Linked DNA regions of Homo sapiens: all the other regions are linked to region 1. A link is a contact called in ENCODE Hi-C or POLR2A ChIA-PET data. All regions are on one chromosome and are shown on one strand. The core of a region is the stretch at or near the end of the contact, and the rest is flanking DNA. Distances in the headings are between cores, read along the strand shown. Region 1 holds the start of DCTPP1 (dCTP pyrophosphatase 1). Region 2 holds the start of ZNF747-DT (ZNF747 divergent transcript). Region 3 holds the start of ITGAL-AS1 (ITGAL antisense RNA 1).

Region 1 (4,241 bases), core at 1,287-3,786:
GTAGAGACAGGGTTTCACCATGTTGGCCAGACTGGGTCATCACCTTGTGTTCTTTTCCTCATAGAACTTGTCATAATTCCAGATCTTCTAATATGAGATTACTGATTTACTGTCAATCTCCTTCCACTGTGAAGGTGGAAACCTTTCTGCCTTGTTCCAGGCCATATCTCAATTCTAGAAGACCTAGCACATAGGTGATGTTCATAAATCTGTCATGAGGCCATGTGCAGTGGTTCAACCTGTAACCCCAGTGCTGCGGGATGGTGAGGCAAGTGAATCACTTGAGACCAGGAGTTTGAGACCAGCCTGGGCAACAACAGCGAGAGATCCCATCTCTACAAAAAGTAAAAATAAATTAGCCAGGCTTGGTGGTGGCGCACGCCTGTAGACCCAGCTACTCCGAAGGCTGAGGTGGGAGGATCGTTTGAGCTCCTGAGGCTTCAGTGAGCTATGATCACACCAGTACACTCCAGCCTCAGCAACAGAGTGAGACCTTTTCTCTTAAAAAAATGACTGTCCTGGTCTAGGGCTCATCGCCTCTTGCCTGGTCTACACCAGCCAACTCTCTGGTGTCCCCTGCCCCATTCTCTCAGTGATCCATCCAATCCACCCTGTAGACACAGTGACCTTTCCAACACTCATATCTGGTCAGGTCTTCTGTCCAAACTCTCCATCATACTCTAGCCCTAATCATATCTTTGTGGGTTCAACTCCCACCCCTCTCCTCCACAGCCCTATCACTCATCCAACGTGTGCCTATTGAGCGCCTACTATGCGCTGGGCACTTGGGACACATCAGAGAAAACAGATCCCAAATCCCTGATTTTTCCTGAGATGCTTACAATGAAGGAGCGTCAGATTCTCCCTGAATTGAACTTGCCCTTTCTTGCCTCACTGCCCCTGCAAATGTAGTTCCCATGTCTGGAATGCCACAGGCAGGTCCTCTACAGAATACCTTCCTTTCAGCCCCAGAGGCAGAGGAAAAGGGTTGTTGGGCCAGGCGTGGTGGCTCACCCCTGTAATCCCAGCACTTTGGGAGGCCAAGGCGGGTGGATCACCTGAGGTCAGGAATTTGAGACTAGCCTGACCAATATGGTGAAACCCCGTCTCCACTAAAAATACAAAAATTAGCCAGGCGTGGTGGGGGGCACCTGTAGTCCCAGCTACTCGGGGGGCTGAGACAGAACTGCTTAAACCCAGGAGGCGGATGTTGCAGTGAGCCGAAATTGAGCCACTGCACTCCAGCCTGGGCGACAGAGCGAGACCCCGTCTCAAAAAAAAGCCAAAAAAACAAAAAACAAAAGAAGGGAAAAGGGTTGTTGCCACTGCTTCTTCCTAGACGGGACCTGTCCTGATGCTTTCACACCTCACACCTCTCTCTTCCAGGAGGCTGAGTGCCCCTAGAGGGCAGGGACCCGTGAGTCCTCTCTGCATCCCAACAACAGCAAAGAGCCTAGCAATCAGGAGGGGAAACTGAACCCATGAATGTTTGAAGACCAAATAAATGCTCCCCTCCCCTCCCCCACAACTCAGACTCTACCAGGAAGCTTTCCATCTACTCACAAGAGTTCTGCCAGCTCCCCCACTTCCCCAACCAAGGCCAGGAGGAGATTCCGAGGCTGATGGAACTGTTCCCAGTCTCGTTCCGCAGCAAACTCAGCATGGAGGCGGCGGCTGAAATAGGACAAAGGAGTGTAAGTCCAAGTCTCCGGGTTAGAGGGTGATGCAGGGGCCAGAGGCAGCTACCCCCGTAGTATGTAATGGGGCCTGGGACCAGGAGATTCTGCAACTAATTCATTGGATGGTATTGTGCAGGTCATTTCCTCTTTCCGGAACTTGGTTCCCTCATCTATAAAATGGGCGTGCCCCTGAACTGCCCTTAACATCTCGCCAAAACTAACAAAACCCTCTTCATTATTCCATCTCCTGCTGCTACTTCTGCAGTTTCCTCCACCTGGAATCGCCGCACATCAAAATGCAATTTCTCTTACAGAAGGTAGTTCCACAGACCCTTCCTCTAAGAAGCCTTTCTTGACCTCCTCCAGCAAAAAATAACGTCTCCCACCTCTCAGCACTTCGTTTGCCCCTCTCGTACCCCCGGCGCCTGGAGAGCAGAGGCGGTATCTGGTGCCGGTATCTTCCCAGGGCTAGGCTGAAGGGCGTTCCTAGTTACCACTCGGAGGCACCACCCAATTTCCCTTGCCTCAGGTGTGCACCGCTGCGCCCATTTTGCAGATGAGGTAAGAAGGCTCACCCAGGGACAGCCCACAGAGCCAGGACCCGAGCCCCGCTGCCAGCCCGCTTCCCGACCACGTGGAGGAACCCTCCCCAAAACGCGGGAGAAAGGGGCGACTTCCCCACCCCGAGCTGGGCCAGGCCTGCTTACATGTCCTCGAGCGTGGGCTCCGGGCTGAAGCTGAACCGGCCGGGAGCAGCAGTGTCCTCTCCCCCCGTGTCCCCACGAATCTCCCCACCGGCCACAGACATGCCGCCCACCGCTGCACCGCGACTTCACGGAAAACCCACGAGCCACGCTCGAAGCCCCGCCTCCAGAGCTCCGACCAATTACGGGAGTTCTCTATTGCCTCACGGGGCGGAGCCTGAGGAAAGAGACCAATGACTTTTGTGGAGTTTGCTACAGCCCTCCCCTTCCCTCACTGGACCAATCTGAGGGAGCTTCAAGCGCGCGTTTCTAGTCTTAGGCCCTGGAATTCTTCCGCTAGGCCCTGTGTCTAAAGGTAGAGGTACCAATTCGACCTGGGGAAGAGACGAAGGGCAGAGGGTGGGGGAAGCGCAGGCGCGTCACTTCGTTTATGGGCGCCAGAGGGCGCCAAAGCGAAACGGCAGCGGAAGAGGGCCCGTCAGGTGGAAAACCCTATAAATGAAAGGCCCTATGCATAGGTATTAAATCAGGGCTTAAGGACGTTGAGAAACCTCGAGGCCAACCCCCACACTATTTGGATGGGATTGAAGGGGAAGAGCGGAGTAAGATCAGACGGCAGTAGGACTTCAGCTCCCCGCCATCGCTGTGTCCTGTGGTTGAAACGATGGAGGTCGCCCCATCCCTGTCCTAAGGGAGGCAGTAGGCCCCAGCGCAACGTACATTGCCCTGAAACACGTGGCCCCTTATGGTCTGGCCTGTGCCGGCCTCTCCAGCCTCATGGGTCCCCAGCACGGCTCCTCCACCCCACACACGAGAACTCCAGGCTCCACTCACACCAGGGAATACGCGAGGTGGCGAGTCACAGGGTTGCTGCTTTCAAATCAGAACCACTGAGTTATTGGCCATGGGAGGAGCAGAGATCTTTATGAAACCCTAGAACAGGTGTAGTCTTGCAAAGAATGATTTATTATTGTACCCTTATTAGGGCTACTATCTCTGATTTCCACGTTTAAAGAGGCTTCCAGCTTGCTGGAAGTGAAAGCGTAAGAAAGCGCAGGAAGAGGCAGAGTCAGATTTTGGAAATTAAAATCCCAAGGCTGTGACAATTGCAATTCTAGGTATATGCCCTAGAGAAATTAATGAATATGTGCAGAGAGACACATGCAAGAAGTTCATTACAGTTTTGTTTCTAAGAGTGAAAAAAATTGAAAATAAAATGACTATCAACGGAAGAATGGCTACATGGAAGTATATTTATACAAATGATATTATCCAGCAGTTAAGATTGGATACATGCAACAGAAACAAGTTTAAACTGCTTTTAGCAAGAAAAAGAAATCTATTATTTTTATTTTTTAAATTTTTTATAGAGACAGGGTTTCACCATGTTGCCTAAGCTGGTCTTGAACCAGGATTGCTGGATTGGGCTCTAGCAATCCTCCTGCCTTGGCCTCCCGAAGTGCTGGGATTACAGGCACGAGCCACCCCCACCGGCCACAAGGAATTTATTGTAAGGATACAAGAGTGTCTCCAGAATACAGTGGGACCTCAGGAATGAACTGGAACTGGGGTGGCTGTTTTAAGCATTTTACATATTTAATCCTCATAGCAACTAATTTAATCCTCACAAAAACCCTATATGGTAGGTAATATTGTTGTCATCCCCATTTTAAAGATAAGGAAACTGAGGCCGGGCGCGGTGGCTCACGCCTGTAATGCCAGCACTTTGGGAGGCCGAGGCGGGCGGATCACGAGGTCAGGAGATCGAGACCATCCTGGCTAACACGGTGAAACCCCGTCTGTACTAAAAATACAAAAAATTAGCTGGGTGTGGTGGCGGGCACCTGTAGTCCCAGCT
Region 2 (4,241 bases), core at 476-2,975, 110 kb after region 1:
TCCGGGCTGGGGAAATGTCACCGCGGGGGAAGGGCAGAGATGACGTGAACATCTGGGCCTGATCTGGAATAAGAAGCGGACACCTGGGGATATTCCAGGCAGAAGGAACAGCACCAAGAAAGGCAGAACCAGGAGGGCATGGCCAAGTTCAGTGGGGCTGGATACTCTGCAAAAGCTGAGGCAAGAACTAAAGGAAGGAAATGGGAGGGCGGGATGTGGGGGCATAGGAACCATAGTGCAGGAAAACGACTGGAGCGGGTCATGATGTGGAGGTAGAGTCAACAGAACCTAGAGGCCGGGTGCAGTGGCTCATGCCTGTAATCCCAGTGCTTTGGGAGGCCGAGATAGAGGATCGCTAGAGTTCGAGACCAGCTCGGGCAACACACCAAGACCTCTACCTCTTTAAAATTTTTTTAATTAAAAAAAAAAAAAAAAAACCAGCCAGGCGTGGTGGCGAGTGCCTTTACAGTGTTAGGTACTCTGGAGGCCCACGCGGGAGGATTGGTTGAGCCGATTGCTTGAGCCCGGGAGTTCAAGACTGCAGTGAGCTATGATGGCGCCACTGCACCTCAGCCTGGGCAACAGAGACCCTGTCTCTAAAACAAAACAAAACAAAAAAGTCCCCGGAGTGTAGTGACCACGCAGAGGTGAGGACTCAGGGGCGGGTATGGCAGGGCCAGAGCCCCCATCACAGCCCCTTTCTAGGCTGCATCCCGGAGCCAGGCAGGGGCTCAGCCTCCTGGCCGCAGTTGAGGAGGCAGTTCAGAGAGGAAACTGCTAAGCAGGTAGCTGGAGGTGGCAGAGGGTACCGGGATGGGACAGGAACAGAGAAGTCCCCATGGGACTGAGCACCCGATACTCCACCTGGGTCCGCTTCTGTCGGACACTTCGCCACCTCCGGATCCTGGGCAGCCGGATCCCACAGTTCGGCCTTCTCCTCCACCCAGGAGATGAGCGCCGGCTTGCTGCCTCCGACTCCTGGGGGAGAAGAACGCAAACCCCACGCTGCGAGGAGGCCGCCTGCCCGGCCCCGGGGCCCCCAACTCCACACGCAGCTCCCAGAGGCGCGGCAGGGCCTGTGGAGGCGCAGGGCCCAGGCAAGCAGGTGGGGCTCTCACCGAGCGCGCCCAGGTGGCCGTAGGTCTCCCGCATCACGTCCCGGTACAGGGCCCTCTGCGCGGGCCGCAGGCAGCCCCACTCCTCCCGGGAGAAGTACACGGCCACGTCGGCGAAGCTCACGGCCCCGGGCTTTCTCCACTCGGATCCCGCCCCGTTTGGGTCCCGGGGAGGGAGCGGGGCCAGAGGCGGCGCCATGGGGACTGTCAGCCCCAGCGACGGATCGGTCATCTCCCCTGGCCAGGCCTGGGCATGCGGAACCTCCCGCGCCCGAGAACACTTCCCCGGCCCGGTACCAAGGGAAGGAGGGACGTCAGTAGAGCCCCCGAAGGCCCACTAGAGGGGATGGAAACTAAGGGCCGATGGCTGCGAGTCCATGGTCAGAACTGGACGATGTCTTCAAATAAAACGGCGGCAGCGCGACCTCTCGACCTTTGCCCCTGCGCAATTGTACCCACGACGACGCCCCCCTCCCCGCGCCCCCGCTCCAGGCCCAGTTCTCTCCTTGCCCTAATCCAAAATGGCCGTTGCGGCTACAGGCGCCGGCCTTGAAAACCAGCCGCGCATGCTCCGGCCCCGCCAGGTGAGGCGGCGCAGCTCAGAGCTTCCGCCCGGGTTTGCGGGAACAAAGCAGCGCCCTGCGGAAGGCAGCCCTCGTGAACTCAGAAGTTAGTTTTCGTCTCTGGACCTTTTTATAATCGGACTTCAGCCCATCACTGTCTCGTTTTGTCCTCAGAAACGGCGACAGCAGCCTCTTCCCAATGTTGAGAGCAAAAAGTGTGAACCCAGAAATTCCGAGACAGATCTCAATTACTTGCCAAGGTTGAGGACGCGCGCGTGACAGCCTCAGGAAGTCCTCACGACATGTGCCCAAGGTGGTCTGGGCATAGCTTAGTTTTATACATTTTATGGAGACATGAGACATCAATAAATGTATGTAAGAAGTACATTGGTTCTGTTTGGAAAGGCGGGGCAACTTGAAGCAAAGGCAGGAAGACGTGAAGCAGGAAGGGGGCTTCCAAGAAACAGAAGGTGAGGCACAAACGGTTGCATTCTTTTGAGATTCTGATTAGCGTTTCCAAAGGAGGCAATCAGATATGCATCTGTGTCAGCCAGCAAAGGGGTGACTTTGAATAGACTGGGAGGCAGGTTGGCCCTAAGCAATTCCCAGCTTGACTTTTTCCTTTAGCGTAGTGATTTGGGGGGGTCCCAAGATTTATTTTCCTTTCACAAAAGCCATGGAGTGGATACAGGAGAACCTCCTCTATTGTAGGCTTTTTGGAGCTTGAAATTCTGGGAGCTTCTAGATGGCGGAAGCAGCGGGGAGAATAGGGTAAGGCTGAGAAAGTCAGAGGGCCCTCTCTTCTAGGAGCTTCTCCCATGTGCTGTGCAGGACGCCTCCCGACCGCCTGTCTCCCTCTAGCTGCAGCCAGGCTCTTGGCTTCCCTGACGTCCTGCCCCTGCGCGGATGGCCCAAGGCTCCTAGGCTCAAACCCAGCTCATCCCTTTCTTACCCCAACCTGCTTCCCCTGGGGTCTTTATCTCAGTAAAAGTCGCCAGCTCTCCCCTGAGACCTCCTTCTCACACTTCCTGATGGCCTACTCTGTGCTCCACGTGACTTCATACATGTCCTGTGTACTGGAGTCAGAGTCACCTCCAACGCGCCTTTTAGCTCTTAGTGGGTTCTTTAGTTGAATCTAGGCCCAGATTGAGAATCGCCTGTAATCCTGGCGCCTGGGAGGTCGGGGCAAGAGGATTCCTTGAGTCCAAGAGAATGAGATCAGCCTGCTCAACTTAGGAGACCCTATCTCAAAAATAAATAAGAAAAAATGAATCGACAGCAGACAGACTAACAGGAGGAAAGAATACAAATTGTACCTGTTTTACATGTACTCAGGCATCTTCACAAGAGAGAGCAGTCAGAAAAAGTGGCTGAAGCCAGGTGCTTTTATATTTCTTTTCTTTTTTTTTTTTTTGCAGAGACAAGTGAACATTTATTTTTATGTCTTTCTTCCTATGTGTATTTCAAGTCTTTTTCAAAACAAGGCCCCAGGACTCTCCAGATTCAATTATGTCCTTGGGCTTGGTCGACTGCTGCAGGAGTCTTAAGGAGCCTTGTGCAAATGCTAGAGTGACTCATTTACCAACATTAAACCCTAGGATAGATGCAACAGAGAAGTACTACTTCCTCCATGGAATGTGCTGATTTCAGGCGACGTGGCACCCAATGTAGAAAACGCTGGAATTTTTCCTTGGAACTGGACTGTGATGAGAGGTGCTTGCCATGAACATAAGCTACTGTCTTTTTTTTCTTTTTTTGAGACGGACTTTCACTTTTTTTGCCCAGGCTGGAGTGTAATGGCGCGATCTTGGCTCACCGCAACCTCCGCCTCCCAGGTTTGAGTGATTCTCCTACCTTAGCCTCCTGAGTAGCTGGGATTACAGGCGTGCGCCACCATTCCCAGCTAATTTTTGTATTTTTAGTAGACACAGTGTTTCTCCATGTTGGTCAGGCTGGTCTCAAACTCCTGACCTCAGGTGATACGCCCGCCTCAGCCTCCCAAAGTGTTGGGATTACTGGCGTGAGGCATCGTGCCCAGCAAGCTACTGTCTTTTCTTTGACCCTTTCCAGTTTTTGAAGATAAAGCAGGAAATAATCTTCTCTGAAAGTACTTGATAAAAATTCCCAAAACAACAAAAACACATGCTTCCACTTCATTGATAAAAATTTACTGCGGTTTGGCACCTGGGTCTAGTTCAGCTGGCAGATGAGCTGATTGATGCGTTAACCCCCACAGCCAGGTGTGCCCATCTCCTTGAGGAAGCCCACTCTATTTTTGGTAGCATGACGGGCCACTGAAAGGTGGAAAGGGCGCAAGAACCATGAGATCTCCTGGAAATGCTTCCCTGGGAAGGCAATTTCATGAATGAGGTCTTCCAAGCAAATGACGCCAAACTTCCCCAGGTCCTCCTCAATCACTGTGTTGTCTGTCAGAGGGATGGTCTTATTCTTTTTTTTTTTTTTTTTTTGAGACAGAGTTTCGCTCTGTCGCCCAGGCTAGAGCGCAGTGGTGCAATCTCGGCGCACTGCAAGCTCCACCTCCCAGGTTCACGCCATTCTCCTG
Region 3 (4,241 bases), core at 921-3,420, 70 kb after region 1:
GTAATCCCAGCACTTTGAGAGGCTGTGGCAGGAAGATTACTTGAGCTCAAGAGTTTGAGACCAGCCTGGGCAACACAGTGGGACACCATCTGTACTTTTTTTTTTTCTTTTGAGAGAGAGTCTTGCACTGTTGCCCAGGCCAGAGTGCAGTGGTGCGATCTTGGCTCACTGTAACCTCCACCTCCTGGGTTCAAGCGATTCTCCTGCATCAGCCTCCCAAGTAGCTGGGATCACAGGCATGCACCACCATGCCCTGCTAATTTTTTTGTATTTTTAGTAGAGACGGGGTTTCGCCATGTTGGCCAGGCTGGTTTTGAACTCCTGACCTCAAGGGATCCGCCCGTCTCGGCCTCCCAAAGTGCTAGGATTACAGAGTGAGCCACCGTGCCCAGCCCTTTTCTTTTTTTTTTTTAATTGGCCAGGTATGGTGGTGCATGACTGTAGGCCCAGCTACTTGGGAGGCTAAGGCAGGAGGATGACTTGAGCCTGGGAGGTCGAGGTTGCAGTGAGCTGTGATCATGCCACTGTACTCCAGCCTGAGCTACAGAGTGAGATCCTACCACAAAAAAATAATAAATAGGCCGGATGCAATGACTCATGCCTGTAATCCAGCACTTTGGGAGGCCGAGGTGGGTGGATCATTTGAGGTCAGGTGGACGTGGTTGTGGGGGCCCCTCTGGAGGAGCAGGGGGCTGTATACATCTTCAATGGGAGGCACGGGGGGCTTAGTCAGGAGTTCAAGACCAGCCTGGCCAACCTGTTGAAACCCCATCTCTACTAAAAATACAAAAATTAGCTGGGCATGGTGGCATGCGCCTGTAATCCCAGCTACTCGGGAGGCTGAGGCAGGAGAATTGCTTGAGCCCAAGAGGAGGATCTCAAAAAAAAAAAAAAAAATAGGAGCCAGGCACTGGGGCTCACTCCCGTAATCCCAGCTACACAGGAGTCTGAGACAAGAGGATCGCTGGAGGCCAGGAGTGTGAGGATGCAGTGAGCTATGACTGCACCACTGCACTCCAGCCTGAGCAACAAAGCGAGGCTCTAACAACAACAAAAGCTGCAACTTTATTATGAAGCATAATAAAATTCATGCAAGCATCACTGAAGGCTTAAACATAAGCATGAAAGTAACTCAGTATGATTTCTCTTCCTAAGAGCTTTCTCTTCTTCATGGAAAATGGGTCAGAGGCTGCTAGAATGAACTGGGAGCCCTAATTAGTTATCACCATTATTGGCCAGGCATGGTGGCTCATGCCTATAATCCCAGCACTTTGGGAGCCCAAGCCGGGAGGATTGCTTGAGCTCAGGAGTTCAAGACCACCCTGGACAACATAGGAAGGTCCCTTCTCTACAAAAATTTATTTAAAGTTAGCCAGGTGTGGTGGCACATGCCTGTGGTCCCAGATCCTTGGGAGGCTGAGGTGGGAGGATTACTAGAGCCTGGGAGGCCGAGGCTGTAGTGAGCTGTTATCATGCCACTGCACTCCAGCCTGGGCAACAGGGTGAGACCCTCTCTCAAAATAAATAAATAAAAAGTATCATTATTATTTTCCTTAAGAGGAGACAGTGACATGTTGAGGTCTGCTTTAGGGAAGGAGAGTTCTCTGGCTTTGCTGGCGGGAGCCCCACATCTGAGGGGGGACGTGCAGTTGGGTTGGAGGGAGAGAGTTGGTTGCCTTCTGCCCTGCAGCTCCCGGCCCGTGGTGGATATGGTCACCCTGATGTCCTTCTCTCCAGCTGAGATCCCAGTGCATGAAGTGGAGTGCTCCTATTCAACCAGTAACAAGATGAAAGAAGGAGTTAATATCACAATCTGTTTCCAGATCAAGTCTCTCATCCCCCAGTTCCAAGGTCAGAGCTCTCCTCCTGCTCCCAGGGCAGCTGCCGCCCCAAATCCAGGCTTATGGCCTGGGATCCCCCACCATTTAACTCTTGCCTTTTCCGCCCTGCCCAGGCCGCCTGGTTGCCAATCTCACTTACACTCTGCAGCTGGATGGCCACCGGACCAGAAGACGGGGGTTGTTCCCAGGAGGGAGACATGAACTCAGAAGGAATATAGCTGTCACCACCAGCATGTCATGCACTGACTTCTCATTTCATTTCCCGGTAAGGGAGCCAGCGCCAATGCTCTGGGATGAGCTACCTGCAGGGGCAGGCTCAGCTCCGTCACTGTCCAGTGGGTGACACGTCACTTCCATCCCTCTGTGCTGTCACTTCCTCTCCTGTGCAATGGTAGTAATAACACCCTTAGCATATTTTCTTCTAGTGTTTTTTTTAAATTATATATATATGTGTATATATATGTATATATATGTGTATATATATATATGTATATATATATATATATATATTTTTTTTTTTTTGACACAGAGTCTCGCTCTGTCACCCAGGCTGTAGTGCAGTGGCACGGTCTCACTTACTACAGCACGATCTCGGCTCATGGCCACCTCCACCTCCTGGGTTCAAGCAATTCTCCTGCCTCAGTCTCCCGAGTACCTGGGATTACAGGCACCTGCCACTATGCCTAGCTAATTTTTGTATTTTTGGGAGAGATAGGGTTTCACCATGTTAGTCAGGCTGGTCTCGAACTCCTGACCTCTGGTGATCTGCCTGCATTGGCCTCCCAAAGTGCTGGGATTACAGGCATGAGCCATCGCTCCTGGCCTATTTTATATTATTTATTTATTTATTTATTTATTTATTTATTTATTTATTTATTTGAGACAGAGTCTCGCTCTATCACCCAGGCTGGAGTGCAGTGGCATGATCTCGGCTCACTACAGCCTCTGCCTCCCGGGTTCAAGCGATTCTCCTGCCTCAGCCTCCCGAGTAGCTGGGATTACAGGTGCATGCCACCATGCCCAACTAATTTTTATATTTTTAGTAGAGTTGGGGTTTCACCATGTTGGCCAGGCTGGTCTCGAACTCCTGACCTCAGGTGATCCTCCTACCTCGGCCTCCCAAAGTGCTGGGATTGCAGGCATGAGCCACTGCCCCCGGCCATATTTTATATTTTTAGAGATGGGGGTCTTACTTTGTTGCCCAGGCTGGACTCTAACTTCTGGCCTCAAGAGGTTCTCTTGCCTCAGCTTCCTGAGTAGCAGGGACTACAAGTGCACACCACTGTGCCTGGCTGCTTCTAGGTTTTTAATTTTTTTAATTTTTTATTAAAAAAATTTTTTTAGAGACAGGGCCTTGCTCTATCGTCCAGGCTGGAGTGGAGTGATGCAATCATGGCTCACTGTAGCCTCCAACTTCTGGGCTCAAATGATCCTCCCACCTCAGCCTCCCGAGTAGCTAGGACTACAGGCATGCACCACCACATCTGGATAATTTTTAAAAATGTTTTTGTAGGCCAAGCGCGGTGGCTCAGCACTTTGGGAGGCCAAGGTGGGTGGATCACCTGAGGTCAGGAGTTCGAGACCAGCCTGGCCAACATGGTGAAACCCCATCTCTACTAAAAATACAAAATTAGCTGCGTGTGTTGGCACATGCCTGTGATCCCAGCTACTTGGGAGGCTGAGGCAGGAGAATTGCTTGAACCCAGGAGGCAGAGGTTGCAGTGAGCCAAGATCGTGCCATTGCACTCCAGCCTGGGCAACAAGAGTGAAACTCCATCTCAAAAAAAAAAAAAATAGTTTTTGTAGAGACAAGGTCTTGCTGTGTTGCCCAGGCTGGTCTAAAACCCTTGGCATCAAGTAATCCTCTTACCTTGGCCTCCAAAAGTGCTGGGATTACGGGCATGAGCCACCGTGCCCAGCAGCTTCTACTTTTTAATATATTTATGGGCATTTTTAACATGATTACAATGGCAATGTAGTTACTATTTTTCCCTACTCTTTTCATACATTATATATTAATGCTGCTACACAGCTTTCATAATTTTTAATTATGAAATATTAAAATGTTTGGCTGGGCACGGTGGTTCATACCTGTAATCCCAGCACTTTGGGATGCCGAGGTGGGCAGATCACCTGAGATTGGCAGTCCAAGACCAGCCTGGCCAACATGGAGAAACCCCATCTCTACTAAAAATGTACAAAATTAGCTGGGCGTGGTGGCCCATGCCTGTAATTCCAGCTACTTGGGAGGCTGCGGCAGGAAAATCACTTGAACCCAGGAGATGGAGGTTGCAGTGAGCCGAGATCGTGCCATTGCACTCCAGCCTGAGCAACAAGAGTGAAACTCCATCTCAAAAAAAAAAAAAAAAATTAAAATATTTAATTTTTACAGAATATTCA

The links. A loop is a pair of places that touch in the nucleus more often than their neighbours do. ChIA-PET counts read pairs that join two places held with the same protein, here RNA polymerase II (POLR2A). Pooled maps may share reads with other maps.
Region 2: a map of CD8-positive, alpha-beta T cell shows a loop between it and region 1 (12-fold over the local background). The contact joins the promoter of ZNF747-DT here to the promoter of DCTPP1 in region 1. A Hi-C loop is called at or near these places in 45 of 168 maps with a recorded cell type or tissue (B cell, CD4-positive, alpha-beta T cell, CD4-positive, alpha-beta memory T cell and 34 more), 37 of 37 single-sample maps with no recorded cell type and 42 of 50 pooled maps. POLR2A ChIA-PET finds 5 or more read pairs at or near these places in 40 of 52 experiments (A549, AG04449, AG04450 and 31 more).
Region 3: POLR2A ChIA-PET joins it to region 1 with 12 read pairs in activated CD4-positive, alpha-beta memory T cell. The contact joins the promoter of ITGAL-AS1 here to the promoter of DCTPP1 in region 1. A Hi-C loop is called at or near these places in 5 of 168 maps with a recorded cell type or tissue (HAP-1, Jurkat, PC-9 and 2 more), 2 of 37 single-sample maps with no recorded cell type and 12 of 50 pooled maps. POLR2A ChIA-PET finds 5 or more read pairs at or near these places in 27 of 52 experiments (AG04449, CD4-positive, alpha-beta T cell, CD4-positive, alpha-beta memory T cell and 20 more).

What each region holds. Positions count from the first base shown.
Region 1 is chr16:30,427,494-30,431,734 of GRCh38, forward strand. DCTPP1 (dCTP pyrophosphatase 1) reads right to left here and starts at 2,537. Exons shown (of 3, transcript NM_024096.2): 1 at 2,387-2,537; 2 at 1,564-1,674. The coding sequence starts at 2,487. RefSeq lists enhancers at 640-1,140, 1,141-1,641, 2,395-2,474, 2,875-2,984.
Region 2 is chr16:30,533,333-30,537,573 of GRCh38, forward strand. ZNF747-DT (ZNF747 divergent transcript) reads left to right here and starts at 1,726. Exons shown (of 2, transcript NR_184306.1): 1 at 1,726-2,148; 2 at 3,097-3,817. It overlaps ZNF747 (zinc finger protein 747), which reads right to left and starts at 1,526. Exons shown (of 3, transcript NM_001305018.2): 1 at 1,119-1,526; 2 at 865-978. The coding sequence starts at 1,347. It also overlaps the pseudogene RPL7L1P16. RefSeq lists enhancers at 1-471, 779-828, 1,536-1,830, 1,589-1,638 and a silencer at 1,079-1,178.
Region 3 is chr16:30,497,384-30,501,624 of GRCh38, forward strand. ITGAL-AS1 (ITGAL antisense RNA 1) reads right to left here and starts at 2,171. Exons shown (of 2, transcript NR_186415.1): 1 at 1,981-2,171; 2 at 1,047-1,768. It overlaps ITGAL (integrin subunit alpha L), which reads left to right. Exons shown (of 31, transcript NM_002209.3): 16 at 1,691-1,851; 17 at 1,955-2,106.